Regions from separate parts of the Mus musculus genome. Here region 1 is linked to region 2. Evidence: chromatin contacts called from ENCODE Hi-C or POLR2A ChIA-PET data. All regions are on one chromosome and are shown on one strand. The core of a region is the stretch at or near the end of the contact, and the rest is flanking DNA. Distances in the headings are between cores, read along the strand shown. Region 1 holds the start of Letmd1 (LETM1 domain containing 1). Region 2 holds the start of Slc11a2 (solute carrier family 11 (proton-coupled divalent metal ion transporters), member 2).

What was found. A loop is a pair of places that touch in the nucleus more often than their neighbours do. ChIA-PET counts read pairs that join two places held with the same protein, here RNA polymerase II (POLR2A).
Region 1: a map of left cerebral cortex shows a loop between it and region 2 (3-fold over the local background). The contact joins the promoter of Letmd1 here to the promoter of Slc11a2 in region 2. A Hi-C loop is called at or near these places in 7 of 37 maps with a recorded cell type or tissue (T-helper 2 cell, gastrocnemius, heart and 3 more). POLR2A ChIA-PET finds 5 or more read pairs at or near these places in 2 of 5 experiments (Patski and embryonic stem cell).

The regions. Positions count from the first base shown.
Region 1 is chr15:100,465,884-100,471,272 of GRCm38, reverse strand. It overlaps Letmd1 (LETM1 domain containing 1), which reads right to left and starts at 2,262. Exons shown (of 9, transcript NM_134093.3): 1 at 2,028-2,262; 2 at 1,437-1,588. The coding sequence starts at 2,149. It overlaps 5330439K02Rik (a long non-coding RNA gene), which reads left to right and starts at 2,906. Exons shown (of 3, transcript XR_001781773.2): 1 at 2,906-2,972.
Region 2 is chr15:100,421,252-100,426,967 of GRCm38, reverse strand. It overlaps Slc11a2 (solute carrier family 11 (proton-coupled divalent metal ion transporters), member 2), which reads left to right and starts at 3,913. Exons shown (of 17, transcript NM_008732.2): 1 at 3,913-4,006. Gm5475 (predicted gene 5475) reads right to left here and starts at 3,775. Exons shown (of 3, transcript NR_040351.1): 1 at 2,724-3,775; 2 at 523-605; 3 at 1-2.

The DNA.
Region 1 (5,389 bases), core at 1,013-3,512, 46 kb before region 2:
TACTGCTCTTGCAGTCACCTAGGACCTAGGTTCGGTTCCCAGCACCCACATGGTGGTTCGCAACTATCCAGAACACATGCTCGAGGGCATCTAATGCTTTCTGACCTCAGAGAGCACTAGGCATGCACACAGCACACGGATACGCATGTAGGCAAGACAGTCACACAAATAAAATGAATAAAATCACTTCTAATGCTTCCAAAATGTTATCTAGGTTGGCTTCAAATAACACAAGGCATATATGTGTCTATGATTGGTGGTCGTTAAGTATTTTGTTTCGAGGGGGTTTGTTGTTTTTGTTGTTACAGCCTTGCTGTGTAGCTGAGGCTGGCCTAGACCTCCTGATTCTCCTGCCTTGGGATGCTGGGTTGTGGGGCTGTAAGACACAGAACCCCCGTGGCTAACAAGGCAGCCATTGTTACCTCCACTTCTTAGATAAACTCCATGACGCTAATGATTAGAGTAAGATTCAGAGTTGGCAACGTTCTATTTTTTTTTATTAGTGGATAAAAGTATAGAATACAACAATAGAAAAAGTTAACACATATTGGACACTTGGTATAGAGCTGTCATACTAAAATAAATGAGGCCATGTTCTAAGCCTTTTAAATATGTTGATCTACTCTTCACCATTAGGTGTGGTGGCTCACTCAGCATTACCATCCCAGCAGGCAGAGAGACCAGAAATTCAAGGTCATCCTCCACTACACAGAAAGCCCCAGGCCAGCCCGAGCTACACTCTTCCTAGATGACTAAATAATAATCATAACTAGGTAATCAGCAGGTAGGTTCTAGTACCTCCTTACAGATGAGACACCAAAGACCCTGTAAGTGTCACTAGCGCCAGTGCACAGTCTAAGTCACAAATGGGATTTGAATCCGGCATTTTGGTTCCAGGGCTGTCATGTGACATTATAGGTATCATCTCAACATAGCTAGCGGACCTCCACTTTGAGTGGAAGCATTCAGAAACCAAGTGTCTACAGTTCTATTTCCACTACAAGTTATCTAAGCTGGCCACGTGATAAACACGCCCCACGAAGCAGCGAGTTACTACCTGGCTGGGGAGCTCTCAGGGTTAATCGACCATGACGCCCTGGTGTTAAGGAGTTTAAAACAAAGCATTTAATCTGGTTTCCTTATGATAACAATCCCTGGGTCTGGTCTGCACTGAGCAGGACAAGGAATTTCTAAGGAAATGAGAATATATTTACATCTTCTGCTCTCTCTCGAGTGATGTCAGGATTTGTCTACCATAACATCCATCTGGATATTTAAGAGGTGGCAGTGACAATTTGTAAGAATTCATGCTCAAACCCTGACGGAAGAGAAGACATCCCAACTCACAGCGCAGCAGCGGACCCGGCACATTGCAATCTCACTGACTGTGACTAACGCAGAAGAGCAGATTCGGGCTTCTCAATGTTAGCGTTTACCTTTCATGAAGGTTGTGTATAAGGCATAGAAGCGGGGGAAATGACGCCCCAAGAAACGATGGTACGATCCGTTAATCGCTCTTGTCTTGGTCACCACGTAAGAAATCAAGTTCTTCACGTCCGCCTTCGGAGAAAGGTGAAGCTTTGAAGACCTACAACGAAGACCAAAGAGACTATCTGCGAAGGAGTAGAAGCCATTCGGTACGTAGGACCCCTCGGTAAACATACGGTTTCTGAGAGCGATTGCCAGAACTCTTCTGAAAACCCAAGCTCAGGGTTAGGGTTGGTATGAGAGGGGCAGATCATGCAGAAAGGTGTGAGCGTGGAGCGTGCGCAAAGCCTGCGGGGCCAGGAGAATGCAAGCTGAAGCCATGGAGAGATGGGAAGGGGAAGCTGAAAGATGAGCTCAGGATGTGCGGGGACAATCGGGTGGACACGGAGTACGGAGAGGGACAGGGACGGGCGTTCGGTGGGAATCCTGCATGGAAAAGCAAAACCCAGGGCCCAAGGCAGGGGATCCCGAGAGGCGGAGGCTGAGCCGCTGGAAGGGCTTCTACATCAAAAATGCTCTTCTTTCTCCAGGGCCCTCACCGAGGGGCTCGCCACGCAGGGCCAGAGCGGCCCAGCTGCAGCCTCCGGGTGACAAAGGGTCCAGGGGCGACAGTCGAACCCCACAGAGCAGCCCGAGCCCAGCACACCCTGGACAGCGCCATCTTCACAGCAGGGGAGGGAGCGCGGAGAGAGGTCGTCTCCGGGTCAGAGTGCGCCCCGCAGCACGCACGCGCCGCCCCTCCACGCCGACAGGCGGCTGCGAGCCGCCCCGCGCCCCCCGGGCGAGCCCGGGCGGGGACCCGGATTGGACGCGGCGACGCTTCCGCGCGCAGGACCGGAAGCGAGCCTCCCCGAGGGAGCGAGCGCCGGCCCAGCCTGAGGTCGCTATCGTGAGCCGAGGACGGCGTCTCCTTGAGGAACCCAGTGCCCTCGTCGGTCCCTGGGGGCTCGGGGCCGCGGGCGCTGCCCTTGACCTCTGTGGGAGCCCGGGGTCGTGGCCCCGATGGCGGCGGCGCGGGGTGGCGCTGCGCCCTCTAGTGGCGGCGGCCGGCAGGGCTCCGCCCTCCATCAATCTGGCGGCAGGTGTAGAACCCCTTTCCAACCCTCGCTTTCTGGTCCTCACGCGCCCTTGTCACGGAGTAGGTGCGCGGTGGATATTTTTTGGAGAAATGACTACTTGAAACTCGGAAGGGTTTCTAGGCGTCCAGCTGTCCGCGAGAGTCGACGGCCCTCTTGTGTCCATAGGCATTTTAACGGACGTGAAGCACGCTGAAGCCATGCGTCTGCAGTCAGGTTTAGTGTGGGGGACCTTGGACAGGTCACTTCGGTGAACTTCATGTGGGTTGTACCTGTGTTGCAGAATTCTGTGAAGATCGAAGGATGAAATGTTTGCATGTTTGCAAAAGCTCCCACGTCTGTAGAACATCTCCGTGTTTGGAGGGCTGGTGGTTTGAACAGTTGCAAAGCTGTTCTCTGCAAGAGGAGGTAGGTAGGTAGGATAGAAAATGACCAAAAGATGGGTTCTCTCGGTTCTCAGGTAGCTTCTAAGTCCCTCAACTACGGTGTCTCCGGCTCGCTAATAGAACTCCCAGGAGACACGAGCGCAGTCACAGACGGTTTTCTAACAGAAATGGAAAGGCACTGCCTGGGAGAACAAACTAAAGGGAGGGCATTTTGTGTAGTCCAGGGTGTGGGGGGGGGGGCGGGGGGGGGGAGGTCGTCCTGGGTAAAGTGCTGAGTAAGCTTAAGGACCTGAGTTCAATCCCTGACTCTAACGCCAAAAGCTGGGCACGGTGGTCTGTGCCTATGACCGCCTCCCCACCCCACCCCCAACACACCCACGTCCTGGCCTCTGTGCAGGGGAACCCGGAGCTTCTTTAGAGCTGAGACCCAGGCAGGAGGAGCCCTGGCACTTGCTAGCCAGCCAGTCTAGCCAAGTTAGCAAGTTACAGGGTTAGAGGGGACCCTGTCCAAAAAAAAAAAAAAAAGATATGTGCATATCCAACACCAGGCATGCGCAAACATGTACACAAACTACAAAAAGAAAAAATGTGATACGGATTCTACGGATTCATTTCCTCACATAGCTGCTGAGTATTTCTTCTTCCATTCCCCTTCCACTGACATACAGGTAACGAGTGTGTGTGCACACAAGCTCAGTCTCTGTCTGTCTCTCTCTGTCCAGCCCACAGTGCGTACATTTATAATCCCAGCACTGCAGTGGGGAAGGTGAGAGGTAGAAATAGGAAAATGTCCAGAATCTCGGAGGCCAGCTTGTCTGGAACGCCCTGCAGGGAAAAGAGACTGAGAAAAGACCCTTTCCCAAAGTGGCAGACAGGACAGACATCTCAGGTTGTCTTCTGACTGACGTGTGGCATTCATTATACATCCACTCGGACGAACCACACACGAATGCTCACATACATGCACAAAGATAAACATTTAAAAACAAACAGGACCGGAGCTCTTGACTCTAGCTGCATATGCATCAAAAGATGGCCTAGTCGGCCATCACTGGAAAGAGAGGCCCATTGGACACGCAAACTTTATATGCCCCAGTACAGGGGAACGCCAGGGCCATAAAAGGGGAGTGGGTGGGTAGGGGAGAGGGGGTGGGTGGCTATGGGGGACTTTTGGTATAGCATTGCAAATGTAAATGAGCGAAATACCTAATAAAAAATGGAAAAAAAAAAACAAACAGGAAATATACAGCTGCAGAGGTGGTGGCCAATGCTGAGCCGGCTGGGTTCGGGCTGGAACAATGTGTACGCACACAGATGAGTTGACCTGGAGAAGAACTGAAACTCTAGTTGTCGGAGTCAGAACAATTGAGAGGCCTTATAGACACTGGGAATCTATTCACTGATTCGAGGCTTTTAAAGTGAGAATGCCCACGGCTTTCCATAGTAAAGATGCAAGGAGATGAAGTGACAGGCATCGCCTGGGAGTTTATTAAAGAAAAATCTCTATTTCCCTATGTGGAACTGGATCTGCTTCAGTGTGTGAGCGTTTTGCTTATGCTTGTGCCTGTGTGTCAGAAGCAAGTGAGTTTCCTGGAGATGGCCCACGGTTTTTCATGGCCTGCAATGGGTGCTCTCTGAGATGCAGGGTCCTCAGAGACTTCAGCCCAGGATTGCTTCTTGCTGCTGAGATGCCTTTCCTGTCGCTGTTACATAGCCCAGTGATTCCTGGGCATCAGCCCACACTATTGATCAGGATCGATATGAACATGTGGTAATGCTGTGCAGACCCGAATTGATGATTTCATAATTCCTGATCATGATTTTATAGAATTCCTAAATTGAAATAAGTAATCGCACTCCTCTATAGAATACAAGCTGCAGATAGAGCTCTGTAAACCTTCATGTGTCCTGGGTGATTGCACTAGGAAAAGAAAGCAGGCTTGGAACAGATCTACAGTCAGGGAAAGCATTATGTCTAAGTGAGTTGTGAAACCACTGTCTGGCAACTAAAGGTCATAAACGGGGAATGGACAGTTTATTGTAGGTGCAAGGACAGAACATGAAATACTGACTGGCTCATCCATACAGAACTTCAAAGCTAATGAGACCTAAGGCAGACGATTCGTCTCTTGACAATGCCACCCCGACTTTATGGCATATTGATGCATTTATTTCCATATAGCTGCATGCTTAAGAAATCATAGAAACTGGGGCCAGGCATAGTGGTACACGCCTTTCAACCCAGCACCTGGGAGGCAGAGGCAGGAGGATCTCTATGAGTTTGAGACTGGCTTGGTCTATACAGTAAATGAAGGCCAGTTAGGGCTGCATAGTGAGACCTTGTCTCAAATAAACTATAAGGTGTATGGTATAGGTCACTCTGTAGGCCGGCTTTGAGAGCTCCCAATGCCCAATGCATCCTCTGGCAGCCTTTGGATC
Region 2 (5,716 bases), core at 2,664-5,163:
ACCTAATTTTAGGAAGTTGAAGAAAAAAAAAAAAAAAGCATGGAAAAAAGTACTTCCAGCGGGCAGATGGAAAACTTAAGAAGAACCTCTTCCATTCAGAGATGCGTGCTGTAAGATCCACACTGGGCTGGAGGATGGCTCAGGGGTGCAGAACACCCACTGCTCTTCCAGAGGACCTGGGTGTAGTTCCCAGCACCGACTTTCTATGTCCCAGCCCAAGGTATCAGGCGTCTTCTGCAGGCCCTGGACTCGCAGTACTTACATACACAGACACGGACACACGCGTACTCACATATTCAAAATCAAAATCTTTAAAAAAACAAAACAAAACAACCCTTATTAATTGCTGGGCATGGCGCTGCACATCCTTACTGCAGGGCTCAGGAGGCAGAGGCAGGCAAATTTCTGAGTTTGAGGCCAGCTTGGTCTACAGAGTAAGTTCCAGGACAGCCAGGGATACACAGTGAGACCCTGTCTCTCTGGGGCGCGGAGGGGGGGGGGGCACAGGGAGATCCACATTACCCAATGCTATCCGTAGGTGCTGACATCTGTGCAGAAAAGTGCTGTCACGGCTCCTGTATGGACTGCTTCATGATGTCTCTGAGCTAGATTCGAATGGAAGAGAATAGTTTTCAGTGTACGAGATGCACTGTGTGCCGGCTGCCAGGTGTTTGAATCTAGCTTTGCTGGCTAAGTATGTCCCCTCCCCCTTCTTCTTTGTATTTATTTTTATGTGTATTGATATTTTGCCTGCATGTTTGTCTGTGTGAGGGTATCAGCTCCCCTGGAACTGGAGTTACAGGCAGTTGTGAGCTGCCATGTGGGTGCTGGGAATTGAACTCAGGTCCTTGGAAGAGCAGCCAGGGCTCTTTACAGCTGAGTCAGTTCTCAAATTACCTAACCTTTGTAAACATCTGTTCATCCTCACAGACTCATGAGACAGAAACCTTTATCTTCCATTTGAAGATTAATCAGTAAAGTGTGAAACACAGTGTCTATAGAAAATAATTCAGTTCTGTTGGGGCAACCTTAAGTGAGAATCAAGGAACAGAGCAACAAGAGTGGATAGGGTGTGCAGGAGAGACGCATGGAGACTGTGTGCAAGATCCATTCTTAGTTTTGCAATTTTTTCCCCCGAGACAGGGTTTCTCTGTATAGCTCTGGCTGTCCTGGAACTCACTTTGTAGACCAGGCTGGCCTTGAACTGAGAAATCCGCCTGCCTCTGCCTCCCGAGTGCTGGGATTAAAGGCGTGCGCCGCCACACCCGGCTCTTGTTTTGTTTTTTAAAGACAGGTTTTTTCTTTGTAGTCTTGGCTATCCTGGAACTTGCTCTGTAGACCAGGCTGGCCACAAACTCAGAGACCTTCCTGCTTCTGCCTCGTGAATGCTGGGATTAAAGGAGTTTACTACCAAGTCCTGCATGATTTTTATTTCAGTTTGTGTGTGTGGTGTATGTGTATGTATTTGCTATGTGGTGTGTGTATTTGGCATGTGTGTAATGTGTGTGGTGTATGCGTATTTGTATGGATTTGGTGTGGTGTGTGTGTTTGTAGTGTATGTGTATGTATTTGTCATGTGTGTATATGTGTGGTGTATGTGTATGTATTTGGTGTGTGTGGTGTATGTATTTAGTGTATGGTATGTGTGTGTGGTGTATGTATTTGGTGTGTGTGATGTAACAGTGGAGCCCAGAGCCCCACACTCTACCATTCAGCTATGCCTCATCCCTACTTCTCTTCTAGAATTCATAAATTCAAATCTTTCCTCTGCCAGATTTGATTTCATGGATGGTTTTATGGGCACTTCTATTTTCTGAGGACAAGTTGTCCTCAGCTTAATCTGCAAAGGCAACTTTGCCTTAGGCAACTGTCTGATAGCTACCACAGTTGGAAGCAGATCACTTCTTAACCTGGGACTTGCAGGAGTTGAGCAGGCACGGAGACTCTTCTCTGGGACGCTGCTCAGAAAACTCATGGTTTCCAGAACCGACATGCTGCTTAAATGTGCAGCCTGTGTCGGCAATCTGAGTCAGCGGCTCTTTCTGTTCGTTCTTAGGTAAGTACACCAGTTGTTTCCAGGAGGCAACCCCCCCGCCCCCCTTCTTTCTGTAAGCTTTCTTCCTACTACACAGAAAAACCCCTGCCCTGGATTTCTGTTTTGCTGCCTCGGGACTTTTTCTTTTCTGTCGGGTACTAAGTTCTGGTTCTGCCCATTTTGCTCCCCTGCCTGGAGATCACTGATTGACTAGCTAATGGCCGCCCTTGGCTCCTTCAGATCTGGAGGGAGAGACCAGGTGGCGTTTTCACCTTTACTTTGAAGTCTTATAATCACTTCAGTGTGGCACGTACTGAGTGGAAAATGGATGTGGGCTGTCAAGGCTTCGGGTTAATTGGTTCCACCTCCCTTCTCACAGGGACAGAGTCCTCTGCTCATCTACAGTGGAGTGAGTCCCTGAACCCCAGCTTCAACTCCCAGGGGAGTGGCCTCCAGACAAAAGGCTTTACTACATTACCGCCAGGGCACCCACTGCCCGCCTCCACGTCCTGCCCTGCCGAATGGCACATAAATGAAATCTCAGAAGAAAACTTTTAACTCAATTAATTTTTACTAATAACTAGGAGTGGCAGAAATACAATTCCTCCTTCTCATGGCCGGTCAAAGATGAAATTTGATTATGCTTTGAAGGGTGCGGTTTGAAATTTTTCCCTCAGTGTTGACCTACCTTAAGTGTTCTCTCTAGCCAAGGGGAGGCGTACTCCTCTGCATATATAGAGGCTGCGCTGCTCTGAAAAGCCAAACCAGTCCTGCACCATGGGGAAGAAGCAGCCAAGGGCGGCAGCAGCTGCTCCCAACTGTGAGCTAAGTAAGTGGCCACAGCCCAGGGACGCTGGCCAGCCGAGGAGCACACCTGGACGCTGACACAAACAGATCTCGCCCCTTTCTTTTCTAGATGCAGCGGAAGGTCCCAGAAGAAAGGTTCTGGGCTCGAAGGCATTTAAGAAGCCTTTCTCCAACGCCACGGATGAGCTGGAGAGGCGGCCAAGATTAATTTGTAGTTTCTCTTCTTTCAGGTGACGATTCTGTATGAAGAGCAGCAGCCCCAGCCAGGGGCCTTTCTGTTTGCTTTTGCTGTCATTTTTTTTTTTTTTTTAAAGTTTCCATCTTTAGGGTTTACCCTTTCTTCCTATCTCCGTTCTTACCAAATAATGAACATTTCTCCCGGCAGTTTCTATATGAAGAAAACAGGGCTGTCATCTATACTGTTGTAGGGGAAATCGAGAAGTCCTTTTCGGTGGCAACTTGGGGCGGGGGGTTGTCAGGTCATAAAACTGCGAAGAGGTGAGGCTGAGGCCGGGGATGGAGTGGGACTGTTTTGGGGGCAGGCAGGATAAAATGTGTGGAGAAGAGACAGAGCCAGGTGGGATCACTGTGAGTCTTGGGAGTAGGACGACGGGTGCAGCCGAACTGGCTCCACTGGTCGAAGTTTCTCGGTTCCTCCCAGGCGTGGGGTGTTCTTGGCGCGTCAGTGGGCACCGAGCAGTGGCTCAAGAAGCTAATAGGGACTGCCATGGCGCCTTAGGATCGAGTGTAGCTGTTTCTCGGAGTTATCATCTCTTAGGAGGAAAAAGGCGTGTAGCTGCCTAAAAGGAAGTGGCGGGAACTATGACAAAAATGTATATGTCCCGAGCATTCCGGGGATGGGAGTTGCCAATATAAGAACGCCGAAGGTTTGAACTGCGAGGACCGTGGCGCGCCCGGCGGAATCACGCCTCCGGATCAGCCCCGCCCCCGCTCAGGCCCCGCCCCCAGGCAGCTCGGATGGGCGGAGCCTCCGTTCCCGGTCCGCCGGCCACGCAATCCCGCAGCTGCAGGAGTCCAGCCAATCAGGAGAGGGGGGCTCCCGCCCGGCCGGCCAATCACGGGAGGGCAGGAGGTTGACTGGGTCGCCGCTGGCTCCTGGGATATGGAGTCGCCGGCGCGGCGTGTGTGGAGGTGGCGGAGCCGGTAAGCCGGGGTGCTGGCAGGGTCAGGGGTTACGGCGGCCCGCTGTGCGCGGGCGTGCGAGGGGGCTCGGACGGCGACCTACGGGGCTGGAGCAGCCTGCGGGGAGGGCGCAGCGGCGAGCCCGGGGAGGGAACCCGGTATCCCGAGGAGACCGGGAGGGCTCCCGGCTCAGCATAGGCGCCGACGATCACGGGCCTCGGCTCTTCACCGCCACCCGGGACACCGGACCACCCTTCCGCGGCCGGCCGGCCGGGGGGTGCGACCGCAGTGCCCTCCCGGAGCCCCGGGTGCCCTGCAGCGCAGCGCCCTGTCAGCCCAGCGGCTGCGGGAGCTGCGCGGTCTGCCCGAAGGCCTCAGGCCTCGCGGTTGAGTGCTGCTCGGTTGTCCGGCTGTGTGTGCAGCCTGGGACCCTGCGCCTTCCAAGGCCTCGTTCAGGGACACTTGCACGCGATGGATACTCCCCTTCTCAGCGGCGTCCTAGGCCGGGTAGTTTGCAAACTCATTTGTTTGATATTCCACCTTTGGATTCTTTGTCCGTTTCTTGGATACATCATATTTGGAAGGGCATCCTCAGAAGTAGAGTTTCCGCTGTATAAAATGGAGACACTCGGTTATCCCTTGGTTTTCAACGGTGTGATTTAAGGCAGCAAAAGCAAAATATGGGAGAAGAGCTGGTGAGGGCCGGTGGGCATCCGAGAGCTTCCATGTGACCCGTGGGGAAACCACGGGAAACTGTCCACGTTGTCCACCGTGGCATTCTCCACCCTGACCAAGTCTCCTTACTTCTTGGCTGTGTTAACTTTTGGTTCAGGCTCCTTAAGCTTTCCTGCGGTCCACACTTAAAGGTGGGGTGGGGGGATGGGGTGGTGGTGGTGGTGGTGGTGAAGGTTGGGTCTGTCAGGGCTGTTGGTGTTGTTAGTTAATACAGGTAAAGTGCTTAGGGCAGTCTCCTGCTGACCGGTATTTTTTTTTTTTAAATTACTGCTTGCTTGTGCCTGCTGTTTCCTTAAAGACTTTAACCTTCTCAGTAGTCTTTGCCCTGAGTCCCCTGGGCTATTGCCAAAGGTCCTCCAGGCAAGGCTTTCTAGCCATACTGTTAGTCTGCAAGTGCATCTAATTACAGGTGAAGAGATGCAAGGTGCTGACAGTACCTTCTTACTCTTTGTCTTTTTGAGACTAGATCTGGCTACCTCTCGTTAACTGGCCTTGAACTTGCAGTGTAGACCAAATTGTCCTCTAGCTTACAGTGATCCTCCTGCCTCTGCTGAGATCACAGACTTTTACCACTCAAACTTGGCTTCTGCTGAGTTTATTGAATGGGGTGGTTAAGTAACGTTTTAGGCTGTTTCCTGCAGTAGCTCTGCTGGTAAATGTAACATTGAGATTTCACTGGTGTTTTTTGTTAGCTATTTTACTCAGTCTTGCTTGGGCTGAGTTTATTTTGGACACAGACCTAAAAGGCAGATGACTGCAGCACACATGCTCTCTCGTGTTCCGGGAAGGTCTGTGGGACTCAGAAGGGGAATTCCTGAACATCGTGTCAGCTCCTCCCATTGAGGAATAGGGAAGCTGGATGTGAATCTCGGAGAGGAGAGATTCTACTCTCGGGAAAGCAGAAGCTGCATCATCAATCAGCAGGGCTAGTGAGCAGCTATGGTTCAGTTGTGACTCAGTGAGTGACTAGAGAGAATTCCTTCCACAAAGTAGGAT